2 separate regions of the Mus musculus genome follow, and region 2 is linked to region 1. A link is a loop called in an ENCODE intact Hi-C map of the cell type or tissue named here. Cell type or tissue: left cerebral cortex. All regions are shown on one strand.

Region 1 (8,000 bases):
GAGGGCAGGAAGGTCAGATCCCTGTGGCTCTGGACTAACAAGTGGTTGTAAACCACCCGCGGATCCTGGGAATTGAACTTGTGCCTTTAGCTCTTACCCACTGAGCCAGCTCTGTCTTTGCCCTGGTTGCTTCTCTCAGTTTTCTGGGCCGCTGCACTTCCTTGAGTAGGTTTCAATTTGCAATGATGTCACAAAGCAGCTGCACCAAAGCAACCTCCTACTCCTCATATGTCTCTTGGGGATGATGGAACACCCCAGAGCTCTGGCCCGTGTCCCCTCACTGGGTCAGGTGCTTATTCCTGGGGGGGGGGGGAATGACAACAAGGAATGAGAAGGGCATCAGAGAAATCAAGCCCACCCTGACCGGCTGAGTTCTCGGGTGGGTGTTTAACTTCGGGGGGGGGGGGCGGGATGGGAGGGGCGTGGCGGGGGGAGGTGGCAGCAGCGGGGGTGGGGTGGGGGGTAGGGGTGGGACCACACGGTGCTGACAGAGAGTAGGGCACACTCAAAAACTGCATGCCCAGGGCTAATGTCTGCAGTTTACTTAGCTAACCAAGTCATCGATCGACATTAGTACAGTCAGTACGAGGGTAATTCAGGAAACTTCCGTAGTTCAGTGGAGAATCCAAATACCTAATGTATCCCCTCAATGCCAGCTCGAACACTACACTGTACCACTGCACGCTTTCCCCAAGGACAGTCCATTCTATAATAGACTTGCAGTTGACTGGCACTTAGACATAACTGTAGTCGATTGTCAAGAAAAAAAAAACAAAAAACAAAAAACGTGAGTTAATGGCTGTCAGTTCCTCAAGGAGGACATCCCAGGGGAAGATGCTAGCATTTCCTTAATATGCTTGAAGACCTAAACTTTAAGAAATCAGAAGACCACCGGAGTCCTTTATGTAGACTCTGTAACCTTTCTCCTTCTATCTTTATCCTCTGAAAACTATCTGCACCAGCAACCTATGGGTCGCAATCCCTTCAGGGGTGGCATACTAGATGTCCTACATATCAGATATTCATATCAGATATTTATGTACATTATGATGCATAACAGTAGCAAAATTATAGTTATGAAGTAGCAATGAAAATAGTTTTATGGTTGGGGGTCACCACAACATGAGGAACTGTATCAAAGGGTCACGGTATTAGGGAAGCTGAGAGCCACTGACCTAGAACATCCTTCTCAGATCACGATTTCTTCAGTGACTGCCTGACCCGGGACACTGGACCCAGCCATAGCTGCAGTCACTTTTGTCCACAGTGACAATGGAACATTCTACCTTAGAAATGCAAGCTCTGGTCCTCCTGGGAGCGCTCTATCAGGTGGATCTAGGGAGATCCTGTGGGTCATAGGTGGGGCTGACATTACTCTGGATCTATATTAGTTCTAAATGCAGTCAGCTGACCTCAGAGAGCTGTCTCTGGCTCCTTGTGGAGAGCATCGCTCAGCCATTCCCTTCGTTGTTTTGCTAACCCATTTGGACTCTTTACCTTAGTGTTCTGTTTGGGCCCCTGAGTTGCTGACCCAGTTTTGCAATGTTTATTCTGGCTGCGGCTCTGCATTCCTTGGGGACTTGACTTTCAGTATTTGCCTGTCTGTACATTGCCCAACTCGCGGCAATTGATGCCTCATTTCTCTGCCCCACCCAAACCACAGGCTGAGTATGCACCTGGGCTACGTCCCAGAGACGATTCTAGAATCCACAGTCACATCTCCCATCCCTCTACCGTGGGAAAACTGCTGAGCTCCAAGTAGGAGGACCCGCAATCTGATGAAAGTGATTCCAGGCCATGGGAGAATTTACTAGAACCCACATTAGGTGCAAGGTGTATATTAAATATATTTCTGATTTTTTTTAAAGACATCAGTAACTATAACAAACCAAAGTGCAAGGTTTAATATTTGGGGTGTAAGAATCCCAGACTGGTGTGAGCCACTCCTTTCTGAAAGAAGAGATCTCCCCCACCCCAGTCTCAGAGGGGCCTGGTTTATGTCTCTGGCCTTATTAATGTCTGAATTCATGGATTCCAAAATGTTTAGAAATGTCAAATGTTTTCTGTGTCTTGTCATACTGTGTGTGTGTGTGTGTGTGTGTATGTGTGTTGTTAGGGTGCTATCACACATATGAGAAAGCCTGAGTATTCAGATTTCTGTCTGAAGTGCATGCTTTTGGTAGTGAGCTACGTCTTTATTTTAATACTGAATCTCTGCTGTGTCGCTAAGACGTGGCTAAGACGTGGCAAGGGGCGCTTCGACTTTCAACTCTGTCTTGAACATTCACTTGGATAATTACCTTTATGTTGGCTCCTTCACGCAATGGAACTCCCCAAGATGAAAGACATGAATGGAGGGGGGATTAGAATTATCAGAGAGAGAACTCTTTTGTTTCCAATGGAGGGTGTCAAGCAGAGGGCTTTAGCGACCACGGGACAAACATTCTAGATCCAACTTTTATCTTCAGCCTTAAGTTGAAATTTAAAGTGCAGTCTAACTAACTATAAAGAGCTCTTTATTTGGAAAGGCGTCTATTGAGGCTCCGTTCTTCCTTATATCACATTGTAATGAAAAAGTCAAACATTAAGCAAACCCTGCCTGTAGGCACAGTAGCCCGTCCTGCAGACATTTTGCTATACAATGAAAGGCTTAGTGTGGATAAACTAGTGGCTTCAGGGTTTCTTCCCAGGTAAAGTCTGGTTAAATCCACCGACCACAGGCAGATCCCTGATTCACAGATTCATATAAAGGCATGTGTGACTTTATAGACTCTATGGATGTAGAAATAGCTATACCTAACCATTTATTATGTATCTCATTAAACCTGTGCTAAGAAAAACCTTTCCTACTGTAATTCCAACCAGAAACATTTGAATTGGACTGTACAGACAGTTCTCATAAGTGCCAGGTTATTTTATAAGGCTGAAAAGGAGTTTTAAATAAGCATATAAAACTTCTAACTGAGCCATCCACCAAAGAGCATACAAGGGCTGGCTGGACCAAAGCCCCAGGCACATACGTAGCAGAGGGCTGCCTTGTCTGGCCTCATGGGAGAGGATGTGCCTAATCCTGCAGGGATTTGATGCATCAGAGTAGGGAGATATGGGGGGGGGCACCATCTCAGAGGCAAAGGGGAGGTGGGATAGAGGGAGGGACTCTGGGGGGCTGGGAGAAGGGCAGTGTGTGGAATGTAAATAAACAAATCAATAAATTAATTTAAAAAAGAAAACTCATTTTAGCACCCGTCTTTGAAACCTTAGCAACACACTTTACTAAGATTATGAAAAGTCAGCAAAAATCGCAAAGCACCCTGGGATCTCACTTGATGTGCCCTACGCAAGAGCACTGGACATTTCTCCACTCAAGGAAGTTTCTATGAGCAAATGCACTGATGCCCGGCATCTGCAGGGGACTGTGTTCTGCTGAGTCGGCTCAAGCATAAAACGAGAAGTTTCCATCAAAGTCAAGTTAAGATTGATGTTAATTTACAAGTTTTCAGTTGGATTGCCCTGGGGCTAAGAGATCGTGAACATTCTTGGGCCAGATGTTCCCACTCTAGAGTGATAGTCATTTTCTGGTTATTTGGGAAAAAAAAAACTGAGTTGGCTTCTGGAACATTTATCTAAGTACATGGCAGGACCAGGAAATATGTCTATTGACATTCGAAATTAAAAAAAAAATGTTTGCAGCTAGAAGAAAAACAGGAAAAAAATGCAGTGTTTCTTAAAACGGAGTCTCTCGGATGCTGATAGACACATCTCATCTGAACTGTGGACAGCGTTTCTGTTTTCTGTTTCAGTAGCATAGATGGAAATTAGCCAAAAAAAAAAAAAACCCAGAAATTTAAAATTACTATAAAACTGCTCTCGATTTTTCTAATTAAAGAGCAGGTTAGTCTGCTTCATAGAAGGGCTAAATTAGAGAACACCTAATAAGAAATACAACTTAAGGCAACCCCTGGCAGGAGAAGGTGAGTCAAATTAAAAGACTGAGGTTTTCTTTTTCAATACTAATAAAGAAGGCCCTTTTAAGTCATTCATTACTCCACATAAAGCCTTCTACTGGACTGCTTTCCTGTATTCTTTTATAGAAAGTACATTCACTTTAATATTTATGTAGACTAAGCGTGCCCCTTCTTTGATGATCACTAACTGGCTATGTGGCCTCTCTGGAGTGACACCAAAACCTAAATCAAGAGTCCAAACTAATGTTACATTGGCTGTTTCAATACTGTGGTAGTTAGAGTTCAAATCAACAAACCCTGTTTGCTTTGCCAATAACAAGACTGGTAGAGTTGCTGGCTTTGGGGAGACATAGCATTTAATATTTTCAGAAGAAAAAAGAAAAAAAAATCGAGTGTAACAATGCACATTTCGAATGTGGCCACCAGAGGTCTACTGACACTGCAGAGCGAGCAGGCTGCAGGAGCGTGGGCGCAGACTGGTGCATGCGTACTCTGCCTGGTGGGGCCAGAGACTCTCCAGCCCTGCCCTGGTCTGCTGAGTCAGAGCTGCTCTGTAACCCCCACAGGTGACTCAAGTATGCGAGGGAGTGTGAGAAAGACTGCTGCCAGGGTTGAAAAGGAAATGTGGTGTATCCCGTGTGTGATGGAGATTAAGATATTTAAAAGTCCAGGCAAAGGCAGGGCATGGAGGCACCCATATTTAATTCCAGCATGTGGGCAGGAGGCAGAGGCAGGTGGATCTCCTAGTTCAAAGCCAGTCTGGTCTACTAGTGAGTTACAGGACAGTCAAGGCTAAACAGTGAACACACCTCACCACCCGCGCCTCTCTCTCTCTCTCTCTCTCTCTCTCCCCCTCCCTCTCCCCCTCTCCCTCCCTCCCCCCTCTCTCCTCCCTCCCCCTCTCTCTCTTTCTCCCTCCCTCCCTTCTCTCTTCTCTCCCTCCCTCTCCCCTTCTTCCCCATTTCCCCCTCCCTCTCCCCCTCTTCCCCTTTCCTCCCTCCTCCCCATATTTCTCTCTCTCTCCCTCCCTCCCTCCCTCTCCCCCTCTTCCTCATTTCCCCCTCCCTCTTCCCCTTTCCTCCTCTCCCCCCCCCCACTTTAAACATTTTTCCTAACAATGTTACAACTCAAAAGCTATTTTCTTTTCAAAACGTTCTACCTGGACCTGGTGCCACAGAACTGTCATCACACATCTTGAGATCAAGAGGCAGGAAGGATCACAAGGTCAAGGCCTGCCTGGGCTACAGAGTGAACTCATATCAAACAAGACTGCCTCAAAATAAAAGATTAACATGGGTTTGGAGGTATAGATCGGTGGTAGAATATTTACTTGGCATGTGTAATGCCCTAGCTTCAAACTCTGGTACAAAATCATTTAAGTGACCAAGGCTGTATTTTTAATTTGCAATTTAGCTTCCAGATATTTGAAGATGAAGAAGCTCTAAATATCACCTAACATGTACAGGTCTAAATGTTCTCGTTTAACAGAAGAAATTATCTGACCAGGACTGAAGTGGCATTCCACGCTCAATATAAGATAGTTAGCTGTCTTTAACTAGAACCAAGTTCTCCAGAGGTGTCCCTGAGGCTGCAGGACCTCACTCTTGTATGGAGGTGGGGCTAAGCTAGGGAAGCATCATGGGAAGGGCAGGCTTTGTCCATCAATCAAGATGTGCAGAGCCCTGGACTCAGAGGTTCCTCTCCTACTCCAATGTGCCAGGATTCCTTCAAGTATATCGAGACTGTTAGACTGATTTTTCTCTGTTCCCCATATTTCTCAGGGACAGGGATGTCTCCATGGTTCTCTGTGTTACCATCAGTATACTCCCAACAACTCTGTCTTCACAGAATACATATCCAGTCACTGAGTCTGTGTCTCTCTCTCTCTCTCTCCCTCTCTCTCTCTCTCTCTCCCCCTCTCTCTCTCTCTCTCCCTCTCTCTGTCTTTCTCTGTAGACCTGGCTGACCTCGAACTCCCGGTGTAGATCAAGCCCACAGAGGTCAGCCTGCCTTTCACTGTAAAGGCATGCAACACCACACTGGGCTCTCACTTGGCTCTTCCTTAAATCAATCCAGCCAGCACTCATAGCCTCCCCTTCGCTGCCATCCTCCCAAACCACTGTACTTTCCCTTTAAATGGATTAGGCATAACTCCAATATCTACCACCTCTCTGTACAACACGCTACCGCCATGGTTCTGCTGGATCTTCCGCTCAGTGGCCTATGTCTTCCTTCTTACCTGGGAGGGAAGTTGGATTTAGAGGCTGATCAATCTCCAAGTAACCTGGGAACGAGACCACCCAAAGGAACCTATCAGCTAAGAGCGTCAAATTTCAACCTGTGGTTTTCAAGTCACACATACAGCAAACATTCTATTTTTGATACCCTTGTGGTTAGAACATTTCGCAGAATCTCTTCTACTTTCCCCTAGTCCCACCACAACCATGAGTAGCACAGAGAGAGCCACGCCTTGCCTTTTCTTCCAGGCAAGATCTTTCTTCGTTCAAACTAAGCTTGTCACCGAGGAGGAACAGCGCTGTGACAGGTTCTCAGGTGGGATTCTCACCATGCTCAGGTTCTAGGCATATGAAAAAGTTTGGGTCTCGCCTATGTTAGATCTGGTTGGCTATCTGTATGCACAGAGAACATGTTGGTCTGCCCAAGAAAGTCTTTATACACCTCTGGGGTGTTTTGAATGAAAATGGCACCCCGAGGCTCACAGGAAGCACCACTGTTAGGAAGTCTGGCCTTATGGGAGGAAGTGTATCACTTCGGATGGGCTTTGAGGTTTCATTTGCTCAAGTCAGACCCAGTGTCTTAGTTAGGGTTTTACTGCTGTGAACAGACAGCATGACCAAGGCAACTCTTATACAGAACAACATTCAACTGGGGCTGGCTTACAGGTTCAGAGGTTCAGTCCATCATCATCGAGGCAGGAACATGGCAGCATCCAGTCAGGCATGGTGGAGGAGATCTTCATCTGAAGGCTACTAGCAGAATACTGACTTCCAGGCAGCTAGGATGAGGGTGTTAAAGCCCACACCCACAGTGGCATACCTACTCCAACAAGGCCATACCTACTTCAACAGGGCCACACCCTCTAAGTGCCTCTCCCCAGGTCAAGCATATACAAACCATCCCAGAGCCCCCAATGAAATGTTTTCCTTTATAAAAGCTGCCACTGTCATGGTGTCTCTTCATACCCATAGAAAGCCTAACTAAGACAGCCTTTTGTGGCTTTTCTATAGGCAAGTTGCCTCAGTTTTCTGCCCATCTCCTACTTGTTCTACAAGAGTCTTCTAAGATCCATTTTGCTTCCGTCAGATCTTTGTTGCATCCAGAAGCTGTTTCCTAGTAAAAATAGGCTAACCGTGTCCAGGCTACAGAAAGAGAAAGAATGAGAAGGAAGACCAAAGCAGTCAAGTAATCCTAACAAGATGCTCTAGGTCTCACAGGACATGGGTATGGGGTCCGCTGATGACTGTTTGTGGTAGTCACTGAAGTTTCTCTCAAGGTAAGGATATTTAATATGCACCTTGTCTTGGAAAGAATCTTCCATCCAGGTATACTTCATTGACACATGTTTAAGCACTTTGAAAGCCCCGTTAAAAATCCATTAAAATTACTATTGACGTTGGTGTTCTTAATATAAGTTTGGCTGATGTCACTGGGCAGTGGTGGAACATGCCTTTAATCCCAGCACTTGGGAGGTAGAGACAGGGGGATTTCTGAGTTTGAGGCCAACATGGTCTACAGAGTGAGTTCCAGGACAGCCAGGGTTACACAGAGAAACCCTGTCTTAAAGCCTCCCCCCCCCCAAAAAAAGTATGGCTGATGCCCCACTTCCTGTAAATAAGCAAGACTATGGGGGATAGGCTAGTTTGACTCCCTATCAGCTGTTGAACTCTCCTTTGCTGCCCTTAATGTCTTGATAAAAAAGACTGTCAATCAAAGCTGCTGGCCAAGACTACCTTTGTGCCAGCATCAGCCTCTGTGAGTGGCTTGAGAAAGCCATGCAGTAATAGCTGCTTGCTT
Region 2 (8,000 bases), 250 kb after region 1:
AGATGACAGCTGATGAGGATGTCAACACACACACACACACACACACACACACACACACACACACACACACACCACACTCAGAAAGAAAAGGGCCTTACATGCTTCCTTCTCACCATGAATGTCTTTCACCAATATTTGGGTCCACTGGATGATACCACCCATACTTAGGTCTTTTTTCTCTCATCACTGGCCCACATGTCAGTCACACCAAAGACCGTTTTCTAGTCCCAGACAACTAATAACCCAGTCAAGTAGACAACCAAGACAAACCTTTACAATCACAATGCAGGAATGACTATCAGAGAGGCATAGCAGGAAGGTCACCAAAGAGCACATAAAGTCTCCATGAGAAAGTGAGTTTTAAATACAGAGATGGCGAGCCATATAATTAATACCAATAGCCATTGGGCAAGAACATTCCAGAGTCTTCCTCCCTGGATTTTCCTTCCCAGCATCACGTGTGATGAGCTGTAGGGAGGGGCGCTGTCCTTTTCCCACACCACGGTAACCAGCTTGTTCCCAGTGGGTCCCAGTGGAGGAAGCCAGGTTTAAAATGAACTCACATTGATGCTTATGTCTCAAGATTAAGCATTTTATAGGATAGACTGAGATCTTGTGTCTCAAGGTGAGTGAGGGGATTTTTTTTTTAGCTAAAGAACCAAAGCTGAGTCAGATGATACTTCAGACAGGGAAAGAGAGCAGAGCCATGATGGAACACGTCACAACTGATTAAGACTGTTTATGTGATTGGACCCCATGGTTCTGTCCTTGTCCCCGTTCGTTGATAAGCCTCTTCACCATTTGCCTCTGTTTGGAATTAGGATCAGTTTTAGATCAGCATGCATCGATTATACAAAATAACAGATTTCAACGTGATATTTTCATACACGTGCATTATGAACTTGTTTCCTGTTCCACCTGTGGCTCTGCTTTGTGCCTTCTTCCCTCTTCCCTTGCATGTCCTCTTCGGACTGCTTCTCAGGTGACTTGCATCTATATTGTCATAGCTGAGAACTAGACAGAAAAATAAGGAACTAGAGCAGTGGCTCTCTACCTTCCTAACGCTGTGACCCTTGAGTGCAGTTCCTCATGCCGTGGTGACCCCCCAACCATAAACTTACTTCCATTGCTACTTCATAACTGTAATTTTGCTACTATTGTGAATAGTAATGTAAATATCTGACATTCAGGATCGGTTTCCATTGTTACAAATTGACACAAAGAGGTTATGACCCACAGGTTGAGAACCACTGAACTAGACAGTACATGGAACCAAAATAATTTCCCTTGTCACATGTCCACAGGATGGAGGCTCCTATGGCTGGTCCTCTCAAGGCCTCTTCATTGGTCCTTACTCACCCACATGGAGCCCAAAAGCTAAATCTTTTCGAGTACTGGCCCTTTGGCATCTAGTTATTCAGCCATTTGTTTATTCAATCACATTTCAGAGTTCTCAAACACCTCCTCTCTGCTCTTCTCAGAAAAAAATAAAACTGAACTCATTAAAAGCACACGCACACACTACTGAATCTTGCTCTGTCTTTTGGATCTTAGGTCTTTTAAAAGGAGAATTCTCAAGTTGCTTTATAATTGTATATTCCAGACCTATTTTGATACACAGTGGTAGATAGGTGGCATCAAATCCCAGATTCAAACAACGCCAAATGGATAATCAAATTCAATAACACCACATATTGGATAGTTCATATTTGTTCCATTTACTAGAGCAGAATTCTTTAGCATATATTTAATGTGCATGGCTCTGTTTCTGTGTTCTGTTCAGCTCTCAATCCATCACACACACACACATACACACACACACACACACACACACACACACACACACACAAAACTGCTTAAACTCACTCTTCTGTCAAAATACATTTGATATTCAGTTTTCACCCAGTCGATGAACAGCCCTACCTAATTCAAAGTCTCTCTATCAAGAGTGCCTTTACTTCTCCTTAATCAGAATGCCGTTGCCTCCCCATCTGAGTCCCCACCCCAGTCCGTGACGGGCAGTCAGGCAATGGGCAGTTGTTTCAGTGGGAAGTTTAAGTGGAGATTCATCATTATCATTATCATCCTCATCTTCACTATGTTGTTATATCACAAGTTAGCTACTTATTGCAGTGCATCATGGGCACTAAAGCAATATTAGGCTGCATTAATAATTAGAAGAGTGCTCATAAAATGATAGACCATGGTCACAGGATCTCTCAGATCTGGAATTCCAGGCTCAGAGCTGGACGCCCTCCTACAGGGAAAATGTTACCCAGCTAGACGATAGACAGAGGACAACTAGAACCTGGGACACATGAAGACAATGGCTGGTCTTAAGAGTCTTGGTCCAAGATGCAGCTAATGGTTGCAATTGTACAAAAATTCTCTTTCGTTATAAGAAGAAAGAAGTTAAAGAAAGCTAATGTGAGTTCTATGCTGAGGTGAAATGTGCAGATTGATTTACTGAATTGGTTTGTGGGGTGAAGGATGCCCAGACCATGGAAGGGATCCAGCTGGATGTGAAAGAACTTGGCAGTTGTTTGCACTCAGTGGGTCATTGTGATCTTATTAATGTGGCTTTCCCTCCTTTCATCCCCCAGTCCTCAAATTGACCTTTTTTTCACAATGATTCTGGAACTCCCAGGCTACAGTGGTCCCATGCCTTCCATTTTATGAGTTATTGTCTCTGTAGATTCATAATTTTCTTTCTCTGACTCTAGTCACTATTCTTAAATATTTTTTAATTCTTTGGTTATGTTTTTCATACTATAAAGAATTATTGGAAACATGGGCTGAGGAGGTGTCTCGGTACTTAAGAGTGCTAACTGCTCTTGCAAAGGACTGAGGTAGAGTTCCCAGCACCCGCATGACAATTTACAACTGCCTGTGACTCCAGTCCTAGGGGATCCAGTGCCCTCCCCATATACTTGCACACGCTTGGTCAATAAGAACTCAAACAAGCACATGCATACACATAAAAATAAAAGAAAATCTGAACCTTTTAACAAATTTAAGGATTATTCCTAACAAAGAAGGAAGGGAAGGCTCATTTTAGCCCAGGGTTTGGAGGTGTCAGCCCGTGGCTAGATCCACTGCTGCTAGGAGCTAGAACATCACCCTGGGAACACGGTACAGCAAATCTTATTCTATAGCCAGCAGGAAGCAGAGAGTGAAGAACAGTGTGGGCGGGCATAAGATCGATCCTTCAGTGGAATTCTTCCAGTGACTGTTATCCTCCAATTCCTAGCTTCTACCACCTCCCAATAATGGGATCAAACTGTGAGTCCATCAGTGGACTGATTAAGACAGGAACCCCATGGTCCAAACACATCTCCAAAGCTCCATCTCTAAGCTTTGCACTGAGACCAAATGTTCAACCCACAATGCAATTGGGGGGACACCTCATATTTAGACAACAGCGCAGCATCCAGCCCCGTCCCTTGTATAGAAAAGAAGTTTAACCATACATATTTACTGTGTCGTAATACGCTGGCCAAAAAGCTTACTATTCTATCTATTCACTAAGAAATTCCCAATGCACGTTCCTGGGTCCTGCTTCAGAAAGCCCCACCTCTTGCTATTGATCACCTCTGAAAAGCTCATTTCCATGTATTTTCTCCCCCATTGTATTTTTTTTAAAGAAAACCCTTTTTCTGACAGTAAGCCTTTTTCTTATTTAATGTGTGGTCACAATCGTCGACAAGAGGGGAACAGATGGCTGAGTTGGAAAGGAGACGATTCCAGGCTGTCTGAGGTTTAACAACACTAATGAAAGGAAATTTACCAAAGACATAGAAAGGCACGGGCGTTTGAGATGTTTTAAAGCCCAGCCCACTGCGCCTGGCAGCTCCTCTCCCCTGGCTCTCCCCCACCCTTTGCCCCTCAGAAGAACGTGAGGTTGCCAAGCTGAATCTGATGTAGCACAGTACTGTGGCTCTCCTAAGCACAGGCACAGGACTGGCTGGCTGGGATGCCATTGTCTTTCAGCAAATTATCTTGGCATGGTTCAGCTGCCCAGGCTGTGCCTGGCTACACCTGGCTGTGGTCCCAGATCCCCTGATGTGACAGCTAAGCAGATAATGTAATGCAGCATGGGGGGGTGCTTTATTCCATTGTGGGGGCAATTCTACTTCTGAGAGGCTATTTCATAATTCTTACACCTGCTCCATTCTGTTAGCATACGCCTCTCAGCCCCCTGCCTCTTCTCTCTCTCTGATTTTCTTTGAATAGAAAGCTTACAAAATGGCCCCATCTGTTTCTATCAGTCTTTGTCCTCTAAGGAAACCTGGCATTACATTAACCACGAGGACATTCGTCCGTTGGTCACCTCCTGGCACAGGGCAGTCAACTGCATCCCCCTAATGAAATGCTGGTGTGCTTTGACAAGGTCATACTGTATTGCTGGCTGGCCACAAGCACAAGCCAGTTCTCCTGTCTAGGCCTCCCAATGCCGGGATTACAGATTTGCACCATTGTGGCCAGTTTGGGCTCCTGTTTTCTTATGTTCTGGAGAGAAAAGGCTGTGAAACAGATGAGAATCCTCAGAGAACATGAGGCGGCAGGTGTGCATGGGGCCTGGATTACCTGAAGATCTACAGAAAACCTGAAGAAAGACTGAGAGGGTCTGTAGCTACCAGTCTCACCAACCTCATTTGACTTTCCAATATTAATTGCTATAGTGGGGAGACCTGAGGACCCGGCACCGGACTTAATTTAGATTTATGCAGACACAGCCTAGGTTTTTCAATGGGAGCAACCAACACTGATTATCTTACTATCATGATAATCCTGAAGTGGGAGGAAGAGGTTGACACAGGTGGGCATGGTCTGAAGATGGTTAGACTAGCGTCTGAGGGAGAAGTTGGGCATGCATAGAAGACATTTACTTCACCTTCGAGAAGAGACCGAAGGTAGACTAGACACTGAGCCAATCAGCAGAGAAAGGGGTGTCAGAAGAAACAGGGCATGGTCCAAGAAAGACAGATAAATACTAAACCAGCGTTATCAAAGATGCACAACCATTATCCAGTAGGTTGCTGGGCAGCACCCGTAGGCCAATGGAAAGATAGCTAGATAGGCTACATCGTAGAAAGAAAGACTTCCTGTACCAAATGAATGGACTGTGGCTAAAGTGGGTAGGGATAGGGAGCTGATCCTGGTGTGAGAGCTGTAAGCAAAGAGTGACAGGTGACAGGGTCAAGCTATCTCGTCAGAAACTTCTCTCTCTCTCTCTCTCTCTCTCTCTCTCTCTCTCTCTCTCTCTCTCTCTCTCTCTCCTTGATGTTTCTTGAATGCACCTGCAAACCAGCAACTTGGAATTGGTGATTGTCACACCTCAACCTCCTAAGACATGGGGTCGGTTCTAAGTGTCTGTGCCTCTGTGAGTGTTATCTTCTCAACGAGAGGTATATTCTAGCCCTCATGTTCGAAATCATAGTCTCTGCCAACATCCATGATTTGAGATCGATAATTGTCCATGACCATCAACCTGATCAAATTGATACATGCCTAGGAGATGAGGGAAATCCACCTCTGGTTGTGTCTGTGAGGGTGTTTCCAGAGATGATTGGATCCTGAGGACTCTGACTTAGAGGACCAATAACTGTTTAGATGGATTTATAATAAGATGGCACTATTGGAAGGTAGGGAAATTAGGAGACAACATTTAGCTGAAGGAAGCAGGTCACTGGGGCCATACCCTTAGCTAAATCTTGCCTAAACCCTATTCTCTGCTTCCTGGTCACTATTGTGTATACTATTTGACTCAGTAGCCTTTTCTTGGCTTAAAAATTGACACTCTTAAAATGGTGCTTTTCCCACTCAAAGTTTTGTTAGTTATTTTGGTCACAGTAACATGGAGATTGTGTGTGTGTGTGTGTGTGTGTGTGTGTGTGTGTGTGTGTGTGTGTGTGTAATTCAGGTATTAGTTATGTTTTCATTATTGGCTTTTCCCATCCACTTGGAATTAAACTTAAGACAGAGGTTTCTGTGTATCTTGTCACTATTTATATCCTAAGTTCCCAGGATAGAGCCTGGCATACAGTATAATGTAAGCAGCAATAGTTCAAAGGGGAGATGATAAGGGCAAATAGGAGAGTGGTGTTGGGATAAGAAGAACAGGATCTTCGCGTATATTATATGACTTCCCAACTGGTTGAAAATGTCGGTTGAAAGAAAGGGAATGATCAGCCTTTAAGAATTCCCTGAAACAGATGAAAATATAAAAGGATGGAAAAGGAAGATAATGACGAGCCCTGTTAGACTATTTTAAAATGAAATTAGTTGTAAAGTCTTGTTCTAGTTAGTTTTAATGTCAGCTTGACACAATCTCCTAGGAGGAGGTTTGTTTTTTTGTTTTTTGTTTTTTGTTGTTTTGTTTTTTGTTGTTTTGTTTTGTTTTGTTTTGTCTTGTTTTTTCAAGACAGGGTTTCTCTGTGTAGCCTTGGCTGTCCTGGAACTCATTCTGTAGACCAGGCTGGCCTCGAACTCAGAAATTCACCTGCCTCTGCCTTCCAAGTGCTGGGATTAAAGGCGTGCCCCACCACGCCCGGCTGGGAGGAGATTCTTAATGAGGAATTACCTAGACCAGCCTTGATTGTGGGTATGTCTGAGGCTGTCTTGATAGCTTATTGACATATGAGGATGCAGACCACTGTGGGTGGCACCATTCTCCAGACAGGGGGTTCTGAACAATATAAGAAAAGAGAAAGCTAGCAAAGAGTAAACAAGCCAGCATGAGTGGGTGTATTCTCTTTTTGCTCTTGACTATGGATGTCGTATGACTAGCCGCTCAAGCTCCTGCCTCTATTTCCCCAATGATGGACTACCATTTGGAGTTGTAAGTCAAAAGAAACCTTCTTCTCCCCTAAGTTGCTTTTGTCTAGGTATTTCATCCCAGCAACAGAAATGAAACTAGAAAAGGTGTTCAAAGTGGAGTCATAGGTGGCAGGTAGAACCACCCACAGAGCCCACTGTAGCATCAGAGGTCACCAGACACTGATGGATACAGATCTCAGGAGCCAGAAAGAACTCTATATCATGCCAGAAGCATGCAGAGGAGAAAAGCTCCTCGTACATTTGAGAGAGAATAATTAAATTTGTGGGTGGTTCCAAGTTTCAGTCCCAAGGGCAGTCTTCCCTATTAGGTGTCATCTGAGACATCCCAACAAGGAAGAAAGGTTTTCAGAAGTACAGGGAACACATTCTTGGAATACTTATGTCTTGTTTAACTGAAAACGACTAAGCACCCACTCAAGGGGACTCAACAGCATTGTTTATCTCAGCCAGTTATCTAAACACTGGTGAAAGGACAAAGGATGAATTAGTTCTCTAAACCAAAGCGTGCCTCCCTTCCGGGTGTCTTACAGCTTTTTCAAAAGTGTTGCATGAAGGCAAGTCTATTACCTCCCTTTAGAGATGGGACAGGTTCACAAAGAGGTTAAAGTAATTCCCAAGTATTGTACAAAAGTCAGAGGGCAACTCCTGGAACAAACCTTTGAAATCTTGGATCTCAGAGATGCCCAAATTGAGGTCATCCTGGTCACGAAGGCTTAGTCAGATTTATGAGCTAATCAGAAGGAACACTACACCAATGATCTTGGATTCCTAGGTTTGAACTCTAATGGTTCACCCTTTCCTTTGGCATTATAAAGCTTACATGCATAGTACATATACATATTTATATATAATATATTATATAATACATAATATTTAATTTATAATATATAATATAATATAAATTACATATTTAAGTATGAGTATTTTGGAGCCTAATTCTAGTTCTCCTTTCTGTTTCCTCTGACCCTGGATCCATCTTTAATTGTGGAAGAGAGTAGAAAAAAAATATTGTTCGTTTCTGCAGTGGGATAAGGGTTCCTGAGGTTGTTCCATGATGTCAAATGGTAGGATTGGCATGGAGAAACATTGAGTTCTGGGCAAGGTCTGCCTGGGTTTCACAGTGAGTCTGGGATGTTTGTTACTGGATTCTGTTGCTGACA

The links. Peaks named below come from ENCODE experiments on the same cell type or tissue, not always from the same donor. Only the 100,000 strongest peaks of a DNase experiment are listed, where the experiment ranks them.
Region 2: a loop joins it to region 1, with 3.0 times the contacts of the local background. A loop is called at or near these places in 4 of 42 quality-filtered maps.

What each region holds. Positions count from the first base shown.
Region 1 is chr8:36,180,767-36,188,766 of GRCm38, reverse strand. Gm35520 (a long non-coding RNA gene) reads right to left here and starts at 294. Exons shown (of 4, transcript XR_870363.2): 1 at 98-294. In left cerebral cortex, a CTCF peak has its summit at 4,382; DNase peaks (open chromatin) are centred at 163 and 4,512.
Region 2 is chr8:35,929,749-35,937,748 of GRCm38, reverse strand. No RefSeq gene overlaps it. Among named protein-coding and RNA genes, the nearest start is that of 5430403N17Rik, 51 kb to the right of the region's middle. In left cerebral cortex, no CTCF peak of the experiment used is centred here; DNase peaks (open chromatin) are centred at 3,229, 3,461, 3,773 and 4,042; H3K27ac peaks cover 1,746 bases.